Linked DNA regions of Homo sapiens: region 2 is linked to region 1. A link is an interaction called in ENCODE POLR2A ChIA-PET data of the cell type or tissue named here. Cell type or tissue: OCI-LY7. All regions are shown on one strand.

The links. ChIA-PET counts read pairs that join two places held together with the same protein. Peaks named below come from ENCODE experiments on the same cell type or tissue, not always from the same donor. Only the 100,000 strongest peaks of a DNase experiment are listed, where the experiment ranks them.
Region 2: POLR2A ChIA-PET joins it to region 1 with 5 read pairs; 2 of 35 experiments call an interaction of 5 or more read pairs at or near these places.

Annotation. Positions count from the first base shown.
Region 1 is chr5:34,821,017-34,826,016 of GRCh38, forward strand. It overlaps RAI14 (retinoic acid induced 14), which reads left to right. Exons shown (of 18, transcript NM_015577.3): 14 at 716-834; 15 at 1,940-3,475. Among named protein-coding and RNA genes, the nearest start is that of TTC23L, 16 kb to the right of the region's middle. In OCI-LY7, no CTCF peak of the experiment used is centred here; a DNase peak (open chromatin) is centred at 2,805; H3K4me3 peaks cover 2,698 bases; H3K27ac peaks cover 1,545 bases.
Region 2 is chr5:34,549,115-34,554,114 of GRCh38, forward strand. No RefSeq gene overlaps it. Among named protein-coding and RNA genes, the nearest start is that of RAI14-DT, 100 kb to the right of the region's middle. In OCI-LY7, no CTCF peak of the experiment used is centred here; no DNase peak of the experiment used is centred here.

The DNA.
Region 1 (5,000 bases):
AATGTAGAGGGTGTGATGGGAACCATGAATCTGAGGAAAATAGGAATCTAGAAAAGTAGCAGTGTCATGAACCTGAAGAAGTAGACTGGAGCCAAATCATAGAGGCCTGAACCCAGATAAAGGAATTTGGAGATTATTTTTGGAGGGAAAACAATTAAAGCACTTGACCCAGAGGAATGACCCAATCAAAGTATGTTTTAGGAAGACTGGTCTGACGTTGCTGTGCAGGCTACAGTTTCACTGGGAAGAAGAGAGAGGCAGAGATTTGTTGGGAAGCTGTTTGCAGAGTTTCCAAGTAAGGTGATAAAGTCTTAACTACAGTAATGGTGGTAGGGGGAAAGAAATAAACCAGATTCCAGAGACATTTCTAAAATGATTCACATAACTGAGACTTACAAGGCACAGGGAAGAACCAAAAACAACCAAGATATGACACTTAAGCAAATGAATAGGAAATATATGACCAAATTCATCAATTTTCAGATTGCCTTGTGTACACATGTATCTAGTATTGTGCTAGCAATACCACAGTAAGGAAACCCCAGTTTCCTTTCTATATAAAATGAAAATTTTAGTTCACCCATCCAGCTGCTAGGGCGTTTTATAATTAGGGCCAGGAAGAAGAACTGGATTAGGCTAGGAAGTGAATTTGTCTCAGGTTAGAGAAATAAGAGTTTAATTGTTTTATATTTTAAATGGCTTTCTCTTTCCCAAGGTGCTGATAGCTTATTGGATATAAGTTCTGAAGCTGACCAACAAGATCTTCTCTCTCTATTGCAAGCAAAAGTTGCTTCCCTTACCTTACACAATAAGGAGTTACAAGATAAATTACAGGTATATAAATAGATTGCTATCATGGACTATTCTGTAGAGTCAAGCTCTTGGTCTTTTCAGTAGTCAGATGTATTTTGTTTTAAATGTGTACATTAGTTTCTTTTTAAATATTAGCTTTAAGCATCTTATAGTTTCAGATTATTTGTTTCATGAGAGTGTTATTCATTAACTCTTTCTGTAAATTATTCAACTGGTAAATTATAAATAATTATACACATAGTATGATCAGTATTAAATATTCTATATGTTTAATAAATTATATAAATAAAACAAAATTTATAGAAAAAATTCTATATAAAATATACTATATGCATAGAATGATGCATAATATATAATTTTATATTTTGATTTTATATATATTAAAATTTTACGTTTTAAATTATATATGTATGTGTGTATGTATATATATATATATATATATATAAAATATTATCCATTTAGTAAAGTTGATCATTTAACAGGTTTAAGTACTTGATAAGAAATGGCTGTACCAAAAAATAAGAAGAAGAAATAGCTGTACTATATATCCATTACCCCTCTTGGCAAGTAGAATGATATAAGAAATAAAGGAAATTTTTGAATTGGAGGCTTTGTAGAGAAAACAATTTTAGTGTTTTCAAAGTGACACAAATCGTCTGTCCCAATAGAACCCAAAGCAAGCTTTGTGTCATTAGTCCCACTCATGTCCCAGACTGTCTTTTTTCATGGCATGAGAATACACAGGCAAAGTGATCATGCTACTCTCCCGTACCAAAGTTGCGGATTTACTCCTCTCATTCTAGTTGCTTGCTTAGCTAACCACGCCTTTGGTATCTTTTTTTTTTTTTTTTTTTTTTTTTTTTTTTTTTTTTGAGACGGAGTCTTGCTCTGTCGCCCAGGCTGGAGTGCAGTGGCGCGATCTCGGCTCACTGCAAGCTCCGCCTCCCGGGTTCACGCCATTCTCTTGCCTCAGCCTCCCGAGTAGCTGGGATCACAGGCGCCCGCCACCACGCCCGGCTAATTTTTTGTATTTTTTTTTAGTAGAGACGGGGTTTCACCGTGTTAGCCAGGATGGTCTCAATCTCCTGACCTTTGATATCATTTAATTCTTGCTTTTTTTTCCTAGGCCAAATCACCCAAGGAGGCGGAAGCAGACCTAAGCTTTGACTCATACCATTCCACCCAAACTGACTTGGGCCCATCCCTGGGAAAACCTGGTGAAACCTCTCCCCCAGACTCCAAATCATCTCCATCTGTCTTAATACATTCTTTAGGTAAATCCACTACTGACAATGATGTCAGAATTCAGCAACTGCAAGAGATTTTGCAAGATCTACAGAAGAGATTAGAGAGCTCTGAAGCAGAGAGAAAACAGCTACAGGTCGAACTCCAATCCCGAAGGGCAGAACTGGTATGCTTAAACAACACTGAGATTTCAGAGAACAGCTCTGACCTCAGCCAGAAACTTAAAGAAACTCAGAGCAAATACGAGGAGGCTATGAAAGAAGTCCTTAGTGTGCAGAAGCAGATGAAACTCGGTCTTGTCTCACCTGAAAGCATGGATAATTATTCACATTTCCACGAGCTGAGGGTCACGGAAGAGGAAATAAATGTGCTAAAGCAGGATCTGCAGAATGCATTAGAAGAAAGTGAAAGAAATAAAGAGAAAGTGAGAGAGTTAGAGGAAAAACTGGTAGAGAGGGAGAAAGGTACAGTGATTAAGCCACCTGTGGAAGAGTACGAGGAAATGAAAAGTTCATATTGCTCTGTTATTGAGAATATGAATAAGGAGAAAGCATTTTTGTTTGAGAAATACCAAGAAGCCCAAGAAGAAATCATGAAATTAAAAGACACACTAAAAAGTCAGATGACACAGGAAGCCAGTGATGAAGCTGAGGACATGAAAGAAGCCATGAATAGGATGATAGATGAACTCAATAAACAGGTGAGCGAGCTGTCACAGCTGTACAAAGAAGCCCAGGCTGAGCTGGAGGATTACAGGAAGAGGAAATCTCTAGAGGATGTCACAGCTGAATATATCCATAAAGCAGAGCATGAGAAACTGATGCAATTGACAAACGTGTCCAGGGCTAAAGCAGAAGATGCACTGTCTGAAATGAAGTCTCAGTATTCAAAAGTGTTGAATGAGTTGACCCAGCTCAAACAACTGGTGGATGCACAAAAAGAGAACTCTGTCTCTATCACAGAACATTTGCAAGTGATAACCACGCTGCGGACTGCAGCAAAAGAGATGGAAGAAAAAATAAGCAATCTTAAGGAACACCTTGCAAGCAAGGAAGTGGAAGTAGCAAAGCTGGAGAAACAACTCTTAGAAGAGAAAGCTGCTATGACTGATGCAATGGTACCTCGGTCTTCCTATGAAAAACTCCAGTCATCCTTAGAGAGTGAAGTGAGTGTGTTGGCATCGAAATTAAAGGAATCTGTGAAAGAGAAAGAGAAGGTCCATTCAGAGGTTGTCCAGATTAGAAGTGAGGTCTCACAGGTGAAAAGAGAAAAGGAAAATATTCAGACTCTCTTGAAATCCAAAGAGCAAGAAGTAAATGAACTTCTGCAAAAATTCCAGCAAGCTCAGGAAGAACTTGCAGAAATGAAAAGATACGCTGAGAGCTCTTCAAAACTGGAGGAAGATAAAGATAAAAAGGTTGGTGAAACTGTATTGCTGTTGGGTTTCTAGCAATAAGTCTTAGTCTCTTTGGCTTTTACTATATTAAATATTTCTAGTGTTGGCACTAAACTGGAGTGAATGCTCAGAGGCTCTGCACATGAACTTTATCTGTCACCAAAGCCACATTAAGAATAGTTTGTTGGGTCGGCCGGACGTGGTGGCTCACGCTTATAATCCCAGCACTTTGGGAGGCCGAGGTGGGTGGATCACTTGAGGTCAGGAGTTCAAGACCAGCCTGGCCAACATGGTGAAACCACGTCTCTACTAAAAATACAAAAATTAGCTGGGCGTGGTGGCACACGCCTGTAATCCCAGCTACAAGGGAGGCTGAGGCAGGAGAATGGCTTGAACCCAGGAGGTGGAGGTTGCAGTGAGCCAAGATCAGGCCACTGCACTCCAGCCTGGGCAACAGAGTGAACAGACTTCATCTCAAAAAAAAAAAAAAAAAAAAAAGAATAGTTTATTGGGTATTTGTATTTTAAAAACACATCTGCTGGGCATAGTGGCTCACTCCTCTAATTCCAGCAGTTTGGGAGGCCATGATGGGAGGATGGCTTGAGACCAGCCTCAGCAATATAGTGAGACCCCATCTGTACAAAAAATTTAAAAATTAGCCAGGCATGGTGGTATGAGCATGTAGTCCCAGCCACTTGAGAGGCTAAGGCAGGAAAATCACTAGAGCCCTACAAGTCAAGACTGTCATGAGCCATATCAACACCACTGCATTCTAGCCTGGGCAACAGAGTGAGACCCTGCCTCAAAAAATAATCAATAAGCAAACATCAATCTTCGGCCACTTCTCCTTATACTAAAGCATTTTCATATATCTGTCCTTTAAAAATCATTTTACAGAAGCTTTGCCAGTATTGGGGATCAGAAGTGAACCTGCAAACTGGAAAGTATTTGTGATCCACCTCAAACTTCAGGTTCTTTTTTTGGATTCAGAACAGATTCCTCCATAATATGAAACTAAAATACTCCTAGACTTAATCCTGTTTCCCTAAGGTCCATGAGCTTCCCCTCAAGTCACTGTAAAAGCTACCCTCGCCGGTCCCTCCTTTGACAGGTATATAGGAGAGGAAGGGGGAGGAATGTGGGGAGCCGGCAATTTGAGATGGCGCTGGACACAAGAGATGGTGCTGGCCGTGCTGCTGGAGGAAGGAGGGAAGCAAAGGGGAAGTTCAGGGGGATGGTTCCACGCCTCAATCGGCTCTGCATCTCTAGTCCCCTGTCTCGGAGGTTCCGAATAGCATTCATGAGAGACTACTTGTCTTTATTCTTTTGTAATGAGTGTTTCAAAAGAGCTTTATCATCCAGGGGAACAGGGATTAGGGAGTGGTGGGGTACGGTGAGGAGTTAGTTGTGTTTACTTTAAAGAAAGACGTCCAGAGATATCAGGCTTCCTAGACCTTATTCCTGATCACCCATGTCAGCAGTATTGGACAAAATATAGCTGTCTCCAAATAAAAGCGGAAATCCTAATTCTGATTTTTTTTTTCAA
Region 2 (5,000 bases), 270 kb before region 1:
CCTACTGCATGTTCTGTGCACTTTAGATTCCAGGGACCAGTACACTGTTCCCTCTGGAGAGGAGGGGAAAAAATATTTTTTCTCTGCCTATCTTAGGTCCTCCGGATGGGGCCCTATAAATTAGGTTCACAAGAGACAGATCAACAAGAAAAAAACAAACAGAAGTTTACTAACACGTGGATCATGTCTCCACAAGGGCACACCCAGTGACAAGCAACCCAAAGTGGTGGTGAAAACTTGGACTTATACAATATATCATCTTAAGGCTAAACAAGGCAAAAAGGAATTGGAACCTTGGGGCCGGGAAGGCAAGTTATGAGAAGGTAACCAGCAAAAGTATGGTAAACAAGAATCGTTTAGTAAGGTTGGTTGTGCAGATTGAAGTCAGTGCCATCTCTGATGATAAGAGTTAAGAGTCCTGCTCATCCTGGTAGGTGACACCTTTTAATATAAAAATCTCCTTTATAAATGTAATTTTTATTTATTTATTTATTATTTTTTTGAGACGGAGTTTCGCTCTTGTTGCCAGGCTGGAGTGCAATGGAGCCATCTCGGCTCACTGCAAGCTCTGCCTCCTGGGTACAAGCAATTCTCCTGCCTCAGCCTCCCGACTAGCTGGGATTACCGGCACCTGCCACTATGCCCAGCTAATTTTGTATTTTTAGTAGAAACAGGGTTTCGCCATGTTGGTCAGGCTGATCTCAAACTCCTGACCTCAGGAGATTCACCTGCCTTGGCCTCCCAAAGTGCTGGGATTACAGGCATGAGCCACCGCGCCCAGACGTAATTTCTTTTCTTTTTACAAAAAAAAAAAAAACTTGTACTCCATTTTTAAAGAGCTTTTTACCATGCGTGGTGGCTTACGTCTGTAATCCTGCACTTTGGGAGGCTGAGGCAGGTGGATCACCTGAGATCAGGAGTTTGAGAACAGCCTGGCCAACATGGTGAAACCCCATCTCTACAAAAGAATGAGCAAGGTGTGGTGGCAGGCCCCTATAATCCCATTTACTTGGGAGGCTGAGGCAGGAGAATCGCTTGAACCCGGGGAGTGGAGGTTGCAGTGAACCAAGATCATCCTACTTCGCTCCAGCCTGGGAGAAAGAACAAAACTCCATCTCAAAAAAAAAAAAAAAAAAAAAAATTGGAGCTTTTCCTAGGTCTGCTCATTCTCCATGGTTTTTAGTTCAAAATAATCTATCTGCCAAAGATCCAAAGATGCGTATTTAGGGGTAGCACATTTTGGTTCCCTTCACCACACTAGGATTCATACTTGGAACCACTGATCCTCCCTTGTGGAAGTAATTACGGTCACACTTTTTTCCTTTCTTAGAAATATGCAGGAAATGATTTAGGCCATTTGGACCACCCATGAAAGCCATCTGCATATGGGAGGAGTAGAGATGTCCACACAGGTGCTGATAGCATGACTTAGAAACACAGAGCACAGAACCTGACCAAAAGAACTCCTAACTGGAAGCTGCACTCTCCTTCCTTGTCATGGATGAGGAGGGGTAGCTTTATCATAATTCTGTAGCCAAATCAAGGAAGTGCCTCCCAAACAGCATGTGGTTAAGAACACATACTCTGAAGCCTAGGTTCAGATCCTTCAGATCCCAGCTCTGGCCCTTACACACTGCGTGACCTTGAGCAAGTTCCTTAACATCTCTGCATTTCCATTTTCTCATCTGTAAAAGGTAGACTTTTCTCATTTTTTTTTTTGTAAAAATTATAGGAGTTGATTCCACATACCACCCTTAAACAAGTGTCTGGCACACTATGTAAATATTTGTTGTCTTATTATTGATGTTGTTATAATTCTGAAGAATGTGGACTTTGGAGTGGGATGGCCATTGTTCATACTGCAGCTCTGCGTCTTACTAAATGCAGCCTTGGGCAAGTTACTTAAGCCATCTGCTGCCTCAGTTTCCCCGTCTCTAAAATAGGAGTAATAATAGTTCTTTCCTTGTGGCATTGCTGTGAGAACTGACTGAGATCATACATGTAAGGTGCTAAGTAGTATGGTGCCTGGCACGTAGTGAACACTCTGCAAATGTTTGCCATTGTTATCCTGTGTTTAAATATATTCAGCCCTGTCAACACATGCAGTTGTTAATACTTATTACATGCTCTCAATTGCTGGGGCTATGCTGGGGAATACAGGAGAAATTAGGGCTGGAAGTGACCTAGGAGACCTTGTCCAACTTTGTTACTTGTTGGATTTTATTTTATTTTATTTTATTTTATTTATTTTTGAGACAGAGTCTCACTCTGTCACCCAGGCTGGAATGCAGTGGTACGATCTCAGCTCACTGCAACCTCCCGCCTCCAGGGTTCAAGCGATTCTCCTGTCTCAGCCTCTGAAGTAGCTGGGACTACAGTTGTGCACCACCACACCTGGCTAATTTTTGTATTTTTTTAGTAGAGACAGGATTTTGCCATGTTGGTCAGGCTGGTCTCGAACTCCTGACCTCAGGTGAAAACGCCCGCCTCGGCTTCCCAAAGTGCTGGGATTACAGGTGTGAGCCACCGCTTCCGGCCGCGCCCGGCCACTTGTTGGATTTTAACTCCGAGCTCTGAGCATCCACATCTTCATCAGCCGAAAGGGACTTGACCCGTCGGCTGGCTCCCAGGAGCAGCATCAGTGGCAGCAACTCAAACACGAAAACACTGGTTAAGAGGGTGGTTCATGTTATACCTCAAAAGTGTCTGGGTTTGCAGACAGCAAGCAACCAATTACTTGAAAAAATCTGGGAGGAGGCAGATCAGTTAGTATCTGCATAGTGAGGGAAAAGCACACTGCAAGAAAACGTCAAATCCATATGGGATTGGAGACGCATCACCATTAGGCAAGCTGGTCTCAATGTAAAACAGTTTTGCTGGATGAGATTTAGTGGGTGTACTGGTGAGCCAAAGAAGGCTTGTGTTTTTCACTTCCCTGCTTTTTTTACTCCAACTTCTGTTGTTAGTTAGCATACGGTGTCTCAGATGTCTGAATGAAGTGTAAATTGCATTTGTGATATCTACAGCTAGAAATGATCTATTTAGGAAGGAGGGAAAAAAAACTGACACAAAATAGGATAGAGACCTGGTGCCTTTAAAAGGAATTGCCTTCAAGGTCCTGCAAAACAAGCTCTGACATTCAGGTGCCTTGCCAACCATGATCCCAAGCTGCTGTTCCACTTCCACACTTGGCAAAAGCCAGAATGAACAAAGGCAGCAACCCAACTGTCTTCATTCTTCAGTGGTTCCAACAGATGACATCATCTGTGACTGCGTTCCCCTTTTCTAATTATGGAAATCAGACTTAGGAAATCAAAATCAGTCAGAATTGGCTACTTATCCAAACTCCTCTCTCCTATCTATAAACGTACACAACCAGCTCTCTTAAAAATTATTTTATTTTTAAAGAGTGTGCAGTGCTGGAGTGGTGTAAGAGAGCAAAACAATAAAATATCCAGAAACAAAAATCCAGAATGGCATATGCTTTCCTGTGTGACCCTTTTGGGCCTGAATAGTGGCTCTTGTAAAAAGCTTCAAGTTTCCACCAGGTGTCCTGAATTTTCAGTCTCATTGGATTTTTTTCTTAATGTGGAAATTATTGTTTTTCATCTTACAAGAGAATACACTTAAAAACCAGTCCTCAGTACCCTTTTTGGAGATTGAGAAAACAGAGCCAGTGTGGCTTAAACAATTCCCTTCTCCCCAAAATGGAGGCCGGTGAAGACCATGTGACAGTGGGTGTCTTCAGCCTGACACGTGATATCCTACTCCCAGTGACAGCATCCATGAAACAGAATGGCATGGAGAGCATCAGCACCCTGCATAAAGGACAGCATCCCTCTTCATCAGCAGTGTCTAACCATTCATTCACCCAGGAAAAACTTACTGCACACCTACCTTCTCCTCAGAACTAGAAAACGATGATGAATCAGACCTGGTTCCTCCACTGTAGTGAACAGAAAGGCCCATCTGTCTCCCGCCTCCTAGAATAGACACTAGGCTTCCAGCGGCTTGACTGTCATTGTTACTGTCTATGGTAAGCATTTGTCATTCATTTTTGGCAGCTCAGCATCTGAGCCATTCTTCAATATTATGGGCAGCCCCTTTTGATGTCTTGGTGGGAAGCATGAGCCACTTCCAGTGACAGACTCTTGCTTTTTTAGCCTCCTTTGCAACTTGAATTAAGACACCTACAAGATGCCTAACCAGAGCATCTGTACTGGAGAGTGACTCAGGAGCTTCAGGGTCCACTGGCATCTACCCTACTGCAATGGAGGCAGAGGTGATGGTGACCTCCAGAGACAGTCACAGCAAGGTGGTGCAAGCAGCGGAGTCTTCTTAGGAATGGTTCTGCTGTGATATGGGAGGTTTATCCTGGCCACATGGGCTCCAGTCCTAGCTCTCTGGAGCTCCTGGAAATTTAGTTAATGACCTAATATTTTAATACACTTCTTACTGCTTAAATTGGCCAGGCTTGGTTTCAGCGGCTTGTGCTAAGATCTCTGACAAATACATCCCCTCAGACCCAAGTCTACAGCAGATATCTCTCAGCACCTAAGTATAAGAGATAGTAATGTGGTAGTGTGGGCGGCAGAGAGATTTGGGCAGAACGATGCAGAAAGCAAACCTTTATCTTTCTGCAAAATGTGTCAGAAGCTGACTCTACAAAATGGAAAGCTCTATTTGGCCTCAGACTTTCCATGTGACAATGCAGACATATGGCATTGGCCATAATACAAACATAGCATCCTTCAAGTTGCATATATTTAAATTAATCAAACTGCATTTTGTAATTCCTGTTGGTCCAGTAATCCTATTTCTAGGAACCTATTCCAAATAAATGAGCTATTGTTTCATTTCAAGAATATTTGTATTAGTCAAGGTTCTCCAGAGAAACAAAACTAATAGGATATAAACAGATATGTAGAAAGAGATTTATTGTGAGGAATTGCCTCATTCAATGATGGAGGCTTATAAATTCCATGATCTACCATCTGCAA